Regions from separate parts of the Homo sapiens genome. Here region 2 is linked to region 1. The links are chromatin loops, found by intact Hi-C in ENCODE. Cell type or tissue: endothelial cell of umbilical vein. All regions are shown on one strand.

Region 1 (8,000 bases):
GCGTGAACCCGGGAGGCGGAGCTTGTAGTGAGCTGAGATCGCGCCACTGCACTCCAGCCTGGGCGACAGAGTAAGACTCCGTCTCAAAAAAAAAAAAAAAAAAAAGAAAAGAAATAAAATGCATAGCAATATAAAAAGAAAAAGGAACTAAAATTCTATCTGTAGATCCCAAGTTAAGAACCCCTGGGAAGAAGCTTGCTTCAAGTTGAGTGAAAAAGCCAGGAAGAAGTAGCCAGATGATGATGGTAAGAAGGTAGAAAAGAGTATTCCAGGAAAGAGAAATATTACGTGGAAAGAGTAAGAGGTAAGAGTAAGAGTAAGAGGCCAAGGCACAGGCAAAGAGTTTGCTTTTTCAGCTCAAAATTTAAGGGTACTGTAGGTCCAGCTAAAAACAAAGAGACTTGCTCTTTTTAATCATCTGTGCAGCTATAATAAGGGCACATGTATGATGCGTCCTTTAGTCTATTTAGTCTATTATACTTTGTTATATAAACAGAATATATAAAAATCTTTCTATAAATTGTTCTCTATGATTATGTACTAGTGAGAAAATAAACATGTTGTTTTAGTATATCAAGCTGCAAATATTACTATGCTAACTTTCAAAATGAATGATTTAAAATAGACTATACTGATCTGAATCACTTTTTATGTACAATATTAAATCAGGAATCAAATCACAGCTGGGGACCTAAATGTATATTTATAAGAGATATTCTTCTCTGCTCCTGGGATTTTCATTCTGAAATACCTTTAGTAGAAAAGCAAAGCACATAATAGTAGTTGAACTTTTCTGTAATGTGTTTCTGGAGATTAGGTCATTATGCGGGTTTTAAAAGACATGTTACAAGCATCAGATATTGTGTTTCCATTACATGGGGACTCAATAAGTACTTAAATGAAACCAAAAATACTTTTCATCGACTAACGAAAAGAAGAGCAATGCAATAAAAATATGCTAGCTAAAGACAGTTTAGTTGTGTGTGAAATCATGGATTCACCCAGTCCTTAAAATCAGAAAAAAAAAATGAAATGTTTTAATTGTGAGCCTTCTGCTTAATAGCTTCTGTGGCTGAAAAAAATCCCTGAGACTCAAGTTTCCTTATGGGTAAAACAGGGATACTAATACTTACACTTTGGTATTAACTAAAGAGAGCACTAAAGACAAAGCTCTTAGTACAGTATAGCAGTACACTGTAGTTTCCTCTTCTTTCACCTGGACTCTCCTGACATCTCTCTGATCACCCCACTTACATATACAGATAGCTCAGGAATTGACAGAAAGGAGTAGAAGAAGTTGGGTAGTACAGCAGGTTTGAGCAGAAAACAGACTAGAGTTTCTATGTAAAATTTTTAGGCTATTGATTTGAAAATCAGACTTCCCCAGATAGTTTCCAGATACTAGAGTTAGCTATGAATGAATTTTAATCATTTAGAGACCCCTTATGTGATAGCAGTTTTTATAAAACTATGCTGAAGGAACAGTAAGGGTAGATAAATTAAAACAAGTTTCAATGGCACATGCCTGTAGTCCCACTTACTCAAGAGGCTGAGGCAGGAGGATCACTTGAGCCCGTGAATTAGCGGCTGCAGTGACTGTAATGGAGCCACTGCACTCTAGCCTAGACAACAGAGTGAGACCCCTTCTCTAAAAAAAAAAAAAAAAAACCTCAAAAGAAGAATATGTTCTGAGATATATTTTCTGAGATGGAACAACATAATTTAAAAGGGGTTATATATACATAGGAATTTTTCTTCTGATATATTTTAAACTCTCAACATTTGATTGAGTTTGACAAACTATATTGGGAACCTATTAGGTGTCAGGCTCCACACACAGTACTTCAGATCCCAAGGCAGATAAGATGTGCTTGCTGGTCTCAAATAAGTCTCCGTGGAATTTAGAATATTTGTGGGTAGGAGGTAGTGGGATGGGTGAAAGCCTAGGGGAGGGGCACCCACTATGCACCAAAATAGCTAAATATTCAATGACATTAATGCAATTATAATATAATTCCAGTATAGGGTCACAAGCAGATAAGTGAGCTATTTAATTCTACCTGGGGCAGAAGAAGCCTCTAGGGAGGTGACAGGTTCTGGGATTCTAAAGAAAATGTATATATAGACCCAGGTAGGAAACATATAGTGGTTGAGGACTAAACCCAATCTGAGGAAAGATGAAGAGATTTTCTGCAAAAAGCAAAACAGACTGCTGAATTATGACAGAAATTGAGAGACCACATTCTAGCATAATGGTTTTATTTTTTTTCCTCTCATCATATTTTTACACACATACTCACTCATACATATTCTTCAGGAGTTTGAAAATTGTTTCTCAGTCTTGCTTTTCACATTAGGAAAAAATGTAGAGTAACTGGATCCAAATGTTCTGTCATTCTGTTACACAGAAAGAAGGAATTCACTTTACAAGAAAACAATTTGATGCTTTGTTTACATTTATGTGAATATTCACCTTCAAGTGGGCCTCACTTACACAGGCAGGGAGGTTCTGCAAGATAATTGGTAATAGGCGCCCTAATATTTATATTTAGTAGGTATTCTGTGGATGGTGCTCCTTCTCATCTATCTCTGGGGCATCTGCTTTCTAGAATTCTTTATGGTGTCCTTGTTAATCCATCCTGAATTCAAATGAACCAAGCAAAACACAACATTTAAAGTGAACAAATGTGTTTAATTGCTTCATTCTGAGAAACAAGGGAACCAAGAAAGGCCAAATCAATTGTGTTACACTAAACCAACAAAGACTTCTTTGCAAGAAACCCTTGTTGTTATATCAATATTTATTGCTTACTTTTCATTAGAAGCTACGCGCAAAGTTGCAGCCCTCTCCAGAGTGAGAAATGTTGAGACACCTACAAAGCAAATTGCCTTGCTTTTGGCTTGTCTGTCGGTTGTTATTTTTTAAACCATCTATCCATGCCCCTTCCCATCACCATGCCTAACATAGCACTTCTTGTGAAGATCTCTTGGTGGTTAAACAATTCACAATTATTAAATGTGACTTTCTAGAAGTTGCAGTCACCTGGATAAACGGGCTTTTGCTGCTGGAGGTTGGTAGGGTAAGGAGGGTGGTGAGTGTTTGAACAGAGTATTGTGGAATAAATAGTTGAGCCTGCTGTGGCATTCTGCCACAGGTCCTCCCAGATCCCGTCTTCTTTTGCTGGAATTCCCTGGCTCCCCTCCAGTTCACCCAACTTATCAAACAGATTGTTTGGCAAAGGATAGAAAGAGGTAGAAAATAAAGTGAAATTGAAGATTTGGGCAGACACACTCCTGTTTCTATGTAGAATCTCCTAGGCTGTTGATTTGAAGGTCTTAGTACTCCAGGTACTTTACATATCTTTGGGTTAAATATGTATACGTTGTCATTTTAATTGCCAAAGTTACTTGAACTTCTACATAACACAGCCACATTTTAAGGGACTTTAAAAAAGAACATGTCAGTTTTGCTCCTAATGGATAAGTGCATACCACAAGTGCAACACCACCTGATGGCTTCTCTTTCTTTTTTTAAGTGAAGTAGGACTTGGCTAGATAGTAACTGATTCTAGTCCATGAGACATGCATCCATCCCCATTAACCTGTAATCTATGATTGCAGTTTCTCTATTTAGTTTGACAAATGAATCTTCCAAACAATGACCAGCTCTTTTGGGGAATGTGAAGCTAATGATGCTCCTTCTTTTACAGAACTAGTTTGACATTCCAATTGTGCTTTAAAAGAAACATACGTTTTTAAGCTTTTTACTGCATAGAATTAGCATTCTTTTTAACTTTTTGACTATTCATGGACATAATGAACAAGCTGTTCTATTTGTTGACTGTGGATATCCTGTAGCTTCTAGGCTGCACATTTCGATATGCAATAGAGTTGTAATAAAATATGAGCAAGGCAATAAAACAGGAAATATTGTAATATATTTTTGCAATGAAGGCTTTGAATGCAGAAAGTTCGCAGATCTCTTCATTACAGTTCCAGTGGATAGTTTATTTCTCAGCTTTCATTAAAAGAAAAAAAAGTTGTGGATGTGTGATTCTGCTGAATAAAGCTGGATATAAATGAAGTATCTGCAACACAATCGTAGGAAACATATTTTTTGTTTTGCTAGTACTTGCTTATGTTACTCATATGAATAATATGATTGATTTTTACTTTATCTCCAACTGGCAGTATAGTCATAAATCTATCTGTGAGTTACCAAGTGCAGGATAAAATGTTATTTTTCCTCAGTGTGGTCTCATTTGATTACAATTGCAGCCTTGCCTGGCTGCATTCCATCCATAATTAATCGTCTCTTTGGTTTCCAGTTGCAGCGAGGCCAGGGCTGTAACCGTTCACATCTTTAGACGATGGTCTACTACGCCAGCTGGCAAGTGAATGGAGACCTTTCACACTGAGTCTAATGGACGCAGAAGGCTGAGGCTTTGTCAGGGCAGCTCTTTAAATGACATCGTGGCAGTAAAGGTCCAACTTGCTGTGGCTGACAGTCTCTTTGGCACCTCACCCTTCTGAGTAAACACCATATGCAGAGAGGTTTCATTTTGCCAATTTATTTTAGTGCCTTTCATTCCATGATAGAAAGTATTCTCAGTGGTGATAGGAAAATGAATTCCTTTAAGGCTTTACCTCAGGGGCCGGATCACTCTCTCTTTCCTGTGTATTGTGTTATAAAATCCCATTAGCATTAGTGACTGTCATTTTGTCATAATATAGATATTTGTTTCCTATCATATTATTTATTACTTGGGCATATGGTTGCACATTACTCCCAGGGAAAGAATGTGAAATATAGCAGGCAAAAAAGTTAGATTAAGTATCCACCCACGTCTAACACTGAGATTTATTTTTGAGCAAGAGGGCATGTTACTACTCAATTATTGGTACAAAGACATATTAGATGTAATTTTAAATAGATGTATTTAGTACTTATTTTGCTCTCTGTAGTGCTACTTTAAAAACAGCAAACTACATGGGTTCGTATCATTTGGTATAAATTATGATAGAATCTTATAAAGTGTCAGAACTCCAGTCCATTTGTGATTGTTCAAAAAATATTTAAGCCAGATTCTCAAACTCAAATATCTTTGGGAGCCATGCAGGTTACTCTGAGGGAAGTGGGTCAAGTACAATGATTTCGAGAGACCAAGGATAACATTAAGGAAGCAGTCATAAAAAGGGCAGCTCTAGCAGATTATTGGCATGTGGGGAAAATGAAGAAGCTAAGGAAAGTGGGTCTGTTACAGGAAAGGGGTCCCCAGTCCAGATCCCAGGAGAGGGTTCTTGGTCACGCACAAGAAAGAATTCAGGGCAAGTCCATGGAGTAAAGTGAAAGCAAGTTTATTAAGAAAGTAGAGGAATAAGAGAATGGCTACTCCATTGACAGAACAGCCCCGAAAACCGCTGGTTGCCCATTTTTATGGTTATTTCTTGATTATTTGCTAAACAAGGGGTGGATTATTCATGCCTCCCCTTTTTAGACCATATAGGGTAACTTCCTGATGTTGCCACGGCATTGGTAAACTGTCATGGCGCTGGTGGCAGTGTAGCAGTGAGGGCGACCAGAGGTCACTCTTGTCACCATCTTGGTTTTAGTGGGTTTTAGCTAGCTTCTTTACTGGAACTGGTTTTATCAGCAAGGTCTTTATGACCTGTATCTTGTGCTGACCTCATATCTCATCCTGTGACTTAGAATACCTTAACTGTCTGCGAATGCAGCCCTGTTGGTCTCAGCCTCATTTTACCCAGCTCCTGTTCAAGATGGAATTGCTCTGGTTTACACACCCCTGACAGGTTTAGCAATGGCACCAGAAATGATCCTTCTTTTGTCAAAATAAGCCAGATATCTAGATTTTTATCTGACACCCCTTGTTTTTAAATGTTAAAAACTGCAAAATGTTCAATTAAAAAAACATTTTTAAAAAGTTGCTATGTTTAAAGAGGGCTGGACCTGCAAGCTGACTTTGCATTGTACCAAAAGTCTTAGAATAAGACATTAAAAATGAGCTTCCCATTCCCCTTGAGAACTATGACAAGACAAGGATGCCTGCTCTTGTCATTCTTATTTAACATAGTTCTGAAAGTGCTAGACAGAGCAATCAGGCAAGAGAAAGAAATAAAAGGCATTCAAACAGGAAAATAAGTCAAAATATCTCTCTTCATTGACAATATAATTTTATACGTGGAAAACCCTAGATTCTACCAAAAAGCTCTTTGAATTGATAAACAACTTCAGTCAAGTTTCAGGATACAAAATAAATCTAGAAAAATCAGTCGCATTTCTATATACCAATAACGTTCAAGCTGAGAGCCAAATCAAGAATGTATTCTCATTTACGATAGACACTCAAATACACACGCAGACACACACACACACACACACACACACAGATACCTAAGAATACATCTAACCAAGGAGGTGAAAGATCTCTCCTCAAGGAGAAATACAAAACACTGCTGAAGAAATCAGAGATGACATAAACAAATGGAAAACATCCTATGTTTATGGTTTGGAAGAATCAATATCGCTAAAATGGTCACACTGCCCAAAGGAATTTATCAATTCGATGATATTCCTATCAAACTACTAATGTCATTTTTTTTACAGAATTAGAATAAAACCATTCTAAAACTTGTATGGAACCAAAAAAGAGCCCAAGTAGCATCCTAAACATAAAGGACAGAGCCAGAGGCATCACATTACCTGACTTCAAACTATACTATAAGGCTACAGTAACCCAAACAGCATGGTACTGATACAAAAACAGATGCATAGACCAATGGGACAGAATAGAGAACCCAGAAATAAAGCTGCACACCTTCAGCTACCTGATCTTCAACAAAATCAACAAAAATAAGCAATGAGAAAAAGACTTCTTATTCAATAAGTGGTGCTGGGATAGCTGGCTAGCCATATGCAGAAGAATGAAACTGGACTCCTTCCTTACACCATATACAAAAAGTAACTCAAAATGGATTAAATATTTAAATGTAAGACCTCAAACTATAATAATCCTAGAAGAAAACCTTGGAAACACCATTCTGGACATTGGTTTTGGCAATAATTTATGACTAAGTCTTCAAAAGCAACTGCAACAAAAACAAAAATTGACAAGAAGGACCTAATTAAACTCAAGAGCTTCTGCTCAGCAAGAGAAACTATTATATCAACAGAGTAAACAGACAACCTAGAGAATAAGAGAAAGTACTCACAAACTATACATCTGACAAAAGTCTAATATCCAGAATCTTTAAGGAACTTAAGCAACTGAACAAGCAAAAAACAAATGACCCTATTAAAAAGTGGGCAACAGACATGAACAGATATTTCTCAAAAGGACACACAAGCAGTCAACAAACATATGAAAAATTGCTCCACATCATTAATCACCAGAGAAATGCAAATCAAAACCACGACGAGATACCATCTCACACTAGTCGGAATGACTATTATTAAAAAGTCAAAAAATAACAGATGTTCGTGAGGCTATTGAGAGAAGGGAACACTTATGCATATTTGGTGGCAATGTAAATTAATTCAACTTCTATGGAAAGCGGTTTGGAGATTTCTCAATGAATTTAAAGCAGAACTACCATTTGACGCAGTAATCTCATTACTGGGTATATATCCAAAAGAAAAAAAAATTATTCTACCAAAAAAAAAAAAAAAACCCACTTACACTCATATGTTCATTGCAACACTACTCACAATAGCAAATACATGGGATCAACCTAGGTGCCTATCAATATAGTGGATCAGATAAAGAAAATGTGACACATATACACCATGCAATATTTTGCAGCCATAAAATAGAATGAAATCATGTCCTTTGCAGCAAGCAATATGGATGCAGCTGGAGGCCATTATCCTAAGTGAATTAATGCAGGAATGGAAAACCAAATATTTATATTCTCACTTATAAGTGAGAGATGAACATTGGGTATTCATGGACATAAAAATGACAACTATAGACACTGGACAC
Region 2 (8,000 bases), 56 kb before region 1:
CCATGCTCCCGCCTCAGCCTCCCGAGTAGCTGGGACTACAGGCACCCGCCGCCACGCCCGGCTAATTTTTTTGTATATTTTTTAGTAGAGATGGGGTTTCACCGTGTTAGCCAGGATGGTCTCAATCTCCTGACCTCGTGATCTGCCCGTCTCGGCTTCCCAAAGTGCTGGGATTACAGGCGTGAGCCACCGCACCCGGCCTGTTCATTCTTTTAAGGCCTTCATTTTATTCCTGTTGGTTTCACTCACAACTGATAAAAAAGGTAAATGTCGTGTGAGTAGATAAAAATTTTTGAAAATTTGTTTTCAAAGTTGTTAAAGGAAAATACTCTTCTGAGTGTTTCCGTTCTGGATTGTTATTAGTAAGAAAAATATTTTCACAATGATACTATCAAGCATAAAATTCAGCAAATTATAATACTACCCTTATTACACAGTCTCAGGAAAAAAGGTAATAAGTATTATTTTGCATTTAGTGATAGAAATATTAAGGCTCACAATAACAATTGATTTTAAAATAATGATTAATTTTCCAGCTAAAGTTGTCATTTGACAAGCATTTACTGAAAGTACTTGAGAAAACGACAGCAGTAATTATAGCAGTAATAAAGCATAGCAGGCTAGACTTGCCTCTGTAATGCTCATGACTCTTGTGTAATGTAGATAATTAGCAAACTATCGAAACCACTGGAGGAACATCCTGTAACATGGTTAGGGAGACCTTTGTCCTCAGATTTGTTAGCTAATGACATTGTATAAGGATTTGGCAAGTAATTGAATTCTGTTGACTCTTAAATGTTTGGTAATGTACAGTTAAAACTATAAAGTCTGACAGAGGACATGGAGTTGGTACCTTTTCTTTTAAATTTTTCACAGCAATCTTCCAGTATGTTCTTATCTTCCTTGGAAAACCTAGTGTGTCTGTCTCCCAGCAGGTGAAATGAAATGACAATAGACTTTCATTTTGAAATTCAGCAATTTCGTAAGCTTATTGAAATTTTGTTTATCATTTGCTAAACTTTACTGGTATAAATATTACATGGCAGAAATAAAATTATAAGTTGTACATTAGTTTATTCATTTAAACTTTTGTAACACAAAGATCAAGAAACATAACATATTCTGTATTTTTGCCAACAAATATCTAAAATCATTATATTTTAAGTTACAATATCTGCAATCATAATAAATATAGGTCTTTTAAAATATAAAAATTTGAGGCATAAAAGTAATATGATATGTTCCAAGTCACAATGGCAGTAAATATAAATGCTAAACTGAAATATGAAAATCTAGTTGAGGATTTGCTTAGAGTAAGTTTGTAAAATTTGTTTTGAAGAAAGAAAAACAGATTGAAAGTATTTCTTTTTAATATGGTTTCAATTTAATTTAAAAACAATGCAACAAAGCCATTCTTATGTACACACATAGCCATTAAAGATGTTCCTAGCACAAAGATTCTCAAATGTTCCTAGTTCATTCCACCCTTAATATCTGGTAATTTTTTCATGGTGACTCTAGGAAAATAGGAATACCTCATTCGTTTATTAAGTAGTTAGGCCCAAATTTAGTAGTAGCAGTTTGTGTAGTGTCTGACTGATATTTCTGTGTTCCCCTAAAAATTTAAAAACACTATAACACTCCTGTGGGTTCACGGTATCATGATTGGGAACCACGGTCCTAGCAGCATTAAGAGTGTGTGTGTATTGTAGGGGAGAAAAAATAGTTTTACTCTACTTATTTTAGGTTCAGTGCTCGAGACCCCTGTATCAAACGAAAGACTAACAAGCAAAAAGCATACACATTTATTTAATATCAGTTTTCCGTGACAAGGGAACCTTCAGAAGGAAATGAAAACTCAATAAACAGTTTTAAACTTGAGTGTTTTTCCATAGTAGGTTTGATGAAGAGTGGAAAGTCATGGAGAAATATGATAGGACAAAGGGGATATGAGCTACATGTAATGAGCTGGGAGAAACTTGTCAAGGCTTATTTGTTCAGATTACTCTCTGTGACTCTGTGTCCTTGGAGATAAGGATATTCCTTTCCTCCAGGAATAGGGAAGCACCTCTCACATAAGGATCTTATGCACTGCTTCAAGGGAAGGTCAGAACATGCTTCCTAGGTTTTATGATCTGCTTCAGGGGAGAAGGGAGGCGGAACTTCACAGAGACCTTCCTGCTTATGCTATTTTCTCAAATTCCTTCAGCTTAAAATATTCAATATGCCAAGGTGCCATATTTTGGGGTAGTGTGTCCTGATGTGTGTGTCTCTCTCTCCTGAACTCTCTTATCTATCCATCCAGCCATCCTTCCACATCCACACACACACACACATATAAATCAGTCTCCTGCATTTTTATTTGCTAAGTAAAATTACATTCTGTTGTAATTTTCTCCTTGCACTTACCATGACTTGATATTTTCTTGTTTACTTAGTTGTTTATGTGTTTAATGTTTGTCTTCCTTCACTGGGCTATGGGGTCCAAGAGAGTAGGAAAGTTTTCTGCCTTGTTCCCCACTGTATTCCTAGAACCTAAAACACTGCCTAGTGTATACTACATATTCAGTACACACTGTTTGGGTGAATACACATCTTCCAAAGACAAATGTTCATTCTCAAGGACAGTACATTGTAGATAGAAATATTCTCTAACTCCCATATACTTTGTAAGAAACTTCACCTTTCTTGGAGTTCTATTATCACATAATTATAGACAGTGCAGTTTATCTTTTACTGCTCCCAATTGTGCCCTTCAGAACATTTAGAAAAGGAGTCATGTAATCTAGTTATACAAAGAAAAGCTTTGAAATAAATCGCTGTCCAACAAAAACCACACACACAAACACACATACACAAAACCCACTCTATTACATTTAGTAATCTTGGTGAAGGGAAGGGAAGTCATATATTTTACCAATTATAGGTATTTTAACCTTTTGTTTTCAAAACTATAATAAAAATATTCAATAGTGTATTGAATTTTAATTTGCAGGAGACTATCAACATATTAGGTTGCTTTGGGGTTAACTTTATAAATTTTTTTTCGCAAAAATCTCACAATAAAGCTTCTGCTAACTGTCCATGCATATTTTGAACTTTTTTGGAAATGTATTATATGTAATTTAATGAATTAAATTTTAAAAATGTGTTCTTAAGTTACTGGACTTTTTAGTAGTTTCAGGAAAGGTAAATCAATATAGTGTTTCTGGTTTATCCTAGTGAATGATTTTTTTTTCTGAATATGTGTTTCCTTGGAATTTAAGTTCCACAGATCATTGATATGTATAGTCTTTTTCACAAGAAGTTTACACATTTTTTTGGTGATGGTGGCTAAGTGGTCTTTAGGCAAAATGATCTGATGAAATTAAAATTGAGCAATTAGGAGGGGAATCTATTCAATATGGACTGATTATGAAAAATTCAGACCCCTTTTTCTTAATTTTCAGGGATCAGAGGGTTTTAAATTATATAAGTTTCTAAACATGTATTCTGTTTATTGAGATGAAGCCTAAATTGGTGGTGGCAGTGGGGGCTGTGTGTGAATAGAAACAGAAAAAGCCTACCATTGACGCCTTTGATAGATTTTAACTGTCCAATTAATTTGCGTACATGAAATGTGTAACATACCAATATTTTGCTCCCGGCACACAGATCTCCAGTGGACATCGACAATCAAAGCTTCTATGATTATTTCACAATATTCAGCAATCCACCCAATGCTAACTGGGATGTTTGATTTTGCAGCCTCTTTCAGAGCAGTTGCTAAAAGTGGCTCCACATCATAAGAGGGCTTCCCTCCCTCAATCCATGAGAGCAACTAGGTTTTGCATCAGTGAAAGGAAGAAAAAGCAGGAGTTTGGCAAGAGGCTGCAAAGAGACGGCACTGGGCTCCACTAGAGTTCCTTCCCACCGCGTTTCTCATCCTGTCTTCTGCCTAGTGGATATGTCTGCGTGGGCGTGCACACACATTGGCTGATGAAACCCCCTTCCTGTTGCACAGGGTCAGAACTAAGCGAGGTGGGTGTAGCTTTGGAGGGTTCTGAAATCTAAGAACCAGCTTCCTTTCCCACCGCTTTCCGCTGAGTCAGTTCACTGCAGAGTGCTCTGCAGGATCTGGAGGCCTTTGTGTTCAGATTATTTTACTAGCTACAAAAGCCACACCCTTGTGCTACACAAACAGAACACTTTGTCCTTCCAGGAGGTCCGTAGTTTGACCACAGTTCTGGGATTTCAAAGCTGCCTCACAGAGGCTTGCCTATTGTAATGTAAAGTGTTGAGCTGAGTGACTGTCCCTGTGTTATAATGCAGCTTCACAACTGCTGGTTTAATGGCTTACCGTGCTAGTGGGGCTTTGAACAACAGACCCTGTCATTTAAAACAGGCTCAGAAATCCATTTATTACCAAAAAAAATTTCAATGACAGTGAGAAAAAAATGGAATAATGCTTTTTGATTTAGAAAAAATCTATTCATTTATTTTTTATGTTTCATTTATTTATTTTAGACAGGGGGCCTCACTATGTTGCCCAGGCTGGCTCAAACTCCGGTCTCCAAACCATCCCCTTGCCTCAGCCTCCCAAGTAGCTGGAACCACAGGGGCGCATACACCTACCTACTCTTTCTTTTTTTTTAAAAACAAAACAAACCCCACACATCCATGTATAGCACACACACACGCACACACACACACACACATATATACGGTCAGTAAATGACCATTGGTGCACAGGCAGCTGTAGGAAAGAAGTGGTGTAGCGGAAGGACGGCTGAATTTGGACACTGAGCTTCAGTTGGCAGCGTAAGTCCCCTGCCTTCCAGCCTGGGAGCAATCATCTTCATGAGATTTTAATTGTATTCCTGTTCTCCTCAAACCCTGTTACAGACTCAAATGCATCTTACATAATTATTACATTTTGAATTCAAATAACTATAAATAACTGCCTTTTACTGAATGGTGATTACATGCACTATACTAAATGCTATGCTCATTTTCTCATTTTATTCTCAGCATCACTTTATGAAGTCACTTCTGTAATCCTCTTTTCACTAATGAGGGAAGAGAGGCTTAGAGATGTTAAATCTCTAGACATGGCCACACTGTTAATAATGGGGAGAACAGAGCTTCTAGCAAGATCTGGTAGTCTCCAGAGTTCAAGATTGCATCTGCTAAGAAACGTGGCCCATTAATTACAGCAGCCTTAGCATAAAGTAGGGCTTGGAGGCCAGTCTGGTCAAACTAGGGGGTCAGAAGACTTGCTTTGAAGTGCTGACTTAGGAAGCACGTTGTTTTTATTTAGATGGTGTAGGGGAAGTGCTGATAAATATTACCGGACAAGTAAGCACCTCTCTCCACTGGCCCAACAAGCTCTCTCCCGCATACGCTTGGCACAATCACCATTGCCTCTTTTATTGCTTTGCAACAGTTTTCATAAAATTATTTGGGGATCATTTTTGCTCCAGCTGTGCAGACCTCTTTTAAGTCTTCCTTTTTGCATTCAGACCCCCTCCCTGGAATGGACATTCATTATCATCCATCAAACAATATCCTAACTCTTCTTCAAAGTGACTCTCAGAAAACATTCATGATGACATTTCTTTTTAGAATCTCACACCTAGACTAATCTACACCTACCAATTTTAGTTATTACAAAAAACTGTTGTAAAACAACCTGCTCCTACCCTTTCGTTTGTTTGTTTTCTTCTTTTTCTTTTTGATATGGGGTCTCGCTTTGTCACCCCGTACCAGGCTGGAGTGCCATGGTACAATCATAGCTCACTGAAAACTCAAACTCTGTGGCTCAAGTGATCCTCCTGCCTCAGCCTTCCAAGTAACTAGATCTATAAGCACGCACCACCACACCTGGCTACCCAGCTAATATATGTGTGTGTATAGATGGATGTATCTTTTTTGTAAATATATTTTGTCTGTTTGTAGAGACAGCTGTATAGACAGCTAATATATGTGTGTGTATAGATGGATGTATCTTTTTTGTAAATATATTTTGTCTGTTTGTAGAGATAGCTGTATAGACAGCTAATATATGTGTGTGTATAGATGGATGTATCTTTTTTGTAAATATATTTTGTCTGTTTGTAGAGCCTGTTTGTAAAACAGGAAGGGGGGTTCATCAGCCAATGTGTGTGCACGTCCACACAGACACATCCACTAGGCATAAGACAGGATGTTTGTATTGCCCAGGGTGGTCTCAAAGTCCTGGCCTCAAGCAATCCTCCTGCCTTGGCCTCCCAAAATGCTGGGATTACAGGAATGAACCATTTGCCCAGCCGCTTTTTTCTTTTTCTCCCTTCCCTCCCTCCCTTCCTCCCTCCCTCCGTCCCTCTTTTCCTTTTTTCTTCCTTCCTTCTTCTTTTTTTTGAGACAGCGTCTGTCTCTGTCGCCTAGGCTGAAGTGTGCAGTTGCACAATCTCGGTTCACTGCAACCTCCACCTCCCAGGCACAACCAATCTTCCCACCTCAGCCTCCCAAGTAGCTGGAACTACAGGTGCAAGTCACCACATCCAGCTAATTTTTATATTTTTATAGAAATGGGGTTTGGCTGTTTTGCCCAAGCTGGTCTCAAACTCTTGGGCTCAAGCGATCCACCTGTCTTGGTCTCCCAAAGTTCTGGGATTACAGGCATGAGCCACTGCACCTGGCTTGAACCAATTTTTTTCTTAACTAAAGCCAATTGGGTCTGTCTGAGGCATTTAAAAAGTTTTTGACTTATATTTTTATTTTAGATATGAAACCTTAATATCAGTCAAAATCAGTATAAATAACATTCATTTGATAAGAAAAACTAAATACAAATAGTTCCAAGAAGTGTTAATATTTTTATCTTAATTGTTTTTGTAAGATTGAGCTGATTTGATCACTCCTTCTAGAAACACTACTCTCTCGGCTTCTGTGATATCACACTCAACTGATTTCCTTTCTACCTCTCTTGCTGTTCCTGCTTGTTCTCCTTTGCTAATTTTTACTTCTTTACTCAATTGCCAAATGCTACAGCATTTTGGATTTGCTTCAGTCTCTGTTCTCTATCCATTTTCTATTCATTGTTGACCTCATCCAACCCCATGAATTTAAAAACGATCTCTATGCTGATGAGTCTAAAATTTCTGTCTTCCATCCTGACATCTCCGCTGGTTTCAGATGTCTAATCCACATCTCCCTTTGTATGTTTAATTAAAATGGTTGTCACATGTATGGAAAAGGACTTTTAACTATCCTAGCCTTGTCCAACTAATTAAACCACTATTTACCTTGTTGTTCAAGCCATTTCATAGTCTTTTGTTTTTGTACCTCTCCATAGCTCTTCTCTTCTCTCTCTACAGACTAGCTTTTCTGCTGTGTATTACTTTCCTAGGGCTGGTGGCCAGGGCTGGATCCCAATTCCAGCCCCTGGCCTGGAAAAGTCACTGTGGATCAGGCTATGTCAGCTATAAATCCTGATCCTCCACAGGCAGAATAGGATAATAATCATGTTCTATGATCAGGTCTCAGGCATGGCTATGGGTGGGGCAATTTTCAGAGAAGGCAGTTGGTGATGCATGGGTTGCGCAGTCTTCCCAGTAATGTTTACTACACAGCCTTGCCAAATTTTCAGGAGTTTTTATATTCCTGACGCCCTTGACTTGCACATTCATGTAAAGAATCAGAAAGGAAAGATCATGCTTTTATCAGTCATGACTGTAGTCCAAAGACTTCTTTTTCTGCTCTATCATTTGTCTTTTTCTTACTGATTAAGAAATAACTTGGCCTATGTGATTTACCATCCCTCCTTGATATGAGACCTTTCTTCAAGATCAGTCCAGCAGGTTTTATTTTACTTTATTTTTTCCCTGAATGTGCCAGCCGAGTTTAGACAACGTGCACTTGCCAAGTAGGCCTTTTAGGGAGTAATCAAATATACTAGAAGCTATGATGACTAAGTACCCTCAAATTCAACCCGAGTCTGTTAAAATTGTCTCAACTGTAACCTTTATAATATGATCCTG

What was found. Peaks named below come from ENCODE experiments on the same cell type or tissue, not always from the same donor. Only the 100,000 strongest peaks of a DNase experiment are listed, where the experiment ranks them.
Region 2: it touches region 1 in a loop (4-fold over the local background); 3 of 110 quality-filtered maps call a loop at or near these places.

Annotation. Positions count from the first base shown.
Region 1 is chr7:12,767,257-12,775,256 of GRCh38, forward strand. No RefSeq gene overlaps it. Among named protein-coding and RNA genes, the nearest start is that of ARL4A, 84 kb to the left of the region's middle. In endothelial cell of umbilical vein, no CTCF peak of the experiment used is centred here; DNase peaks (open chromatin) are centred at 3,255 and 4,315; H3K27ac peaks cover 2,815 bases.
Region 2 is chr7:12,711,755-12,719,754 of GRCh38, forward strand. No RefSeq gene overlaps it. Among named protein-coding and RNA genes, the nearest start is that of ARL4A, 28 kb to the left of the region's middle. RefSeq lists an enhancer at 3,840-4,507. In endothelial cell of umbilical vein, no CTCF peak of the experiment used is centred here; DNase peaks (open chromatin) are centred at 2,017, 4,087 and 7,947; H3K27ac peaks cover 2,509 bases.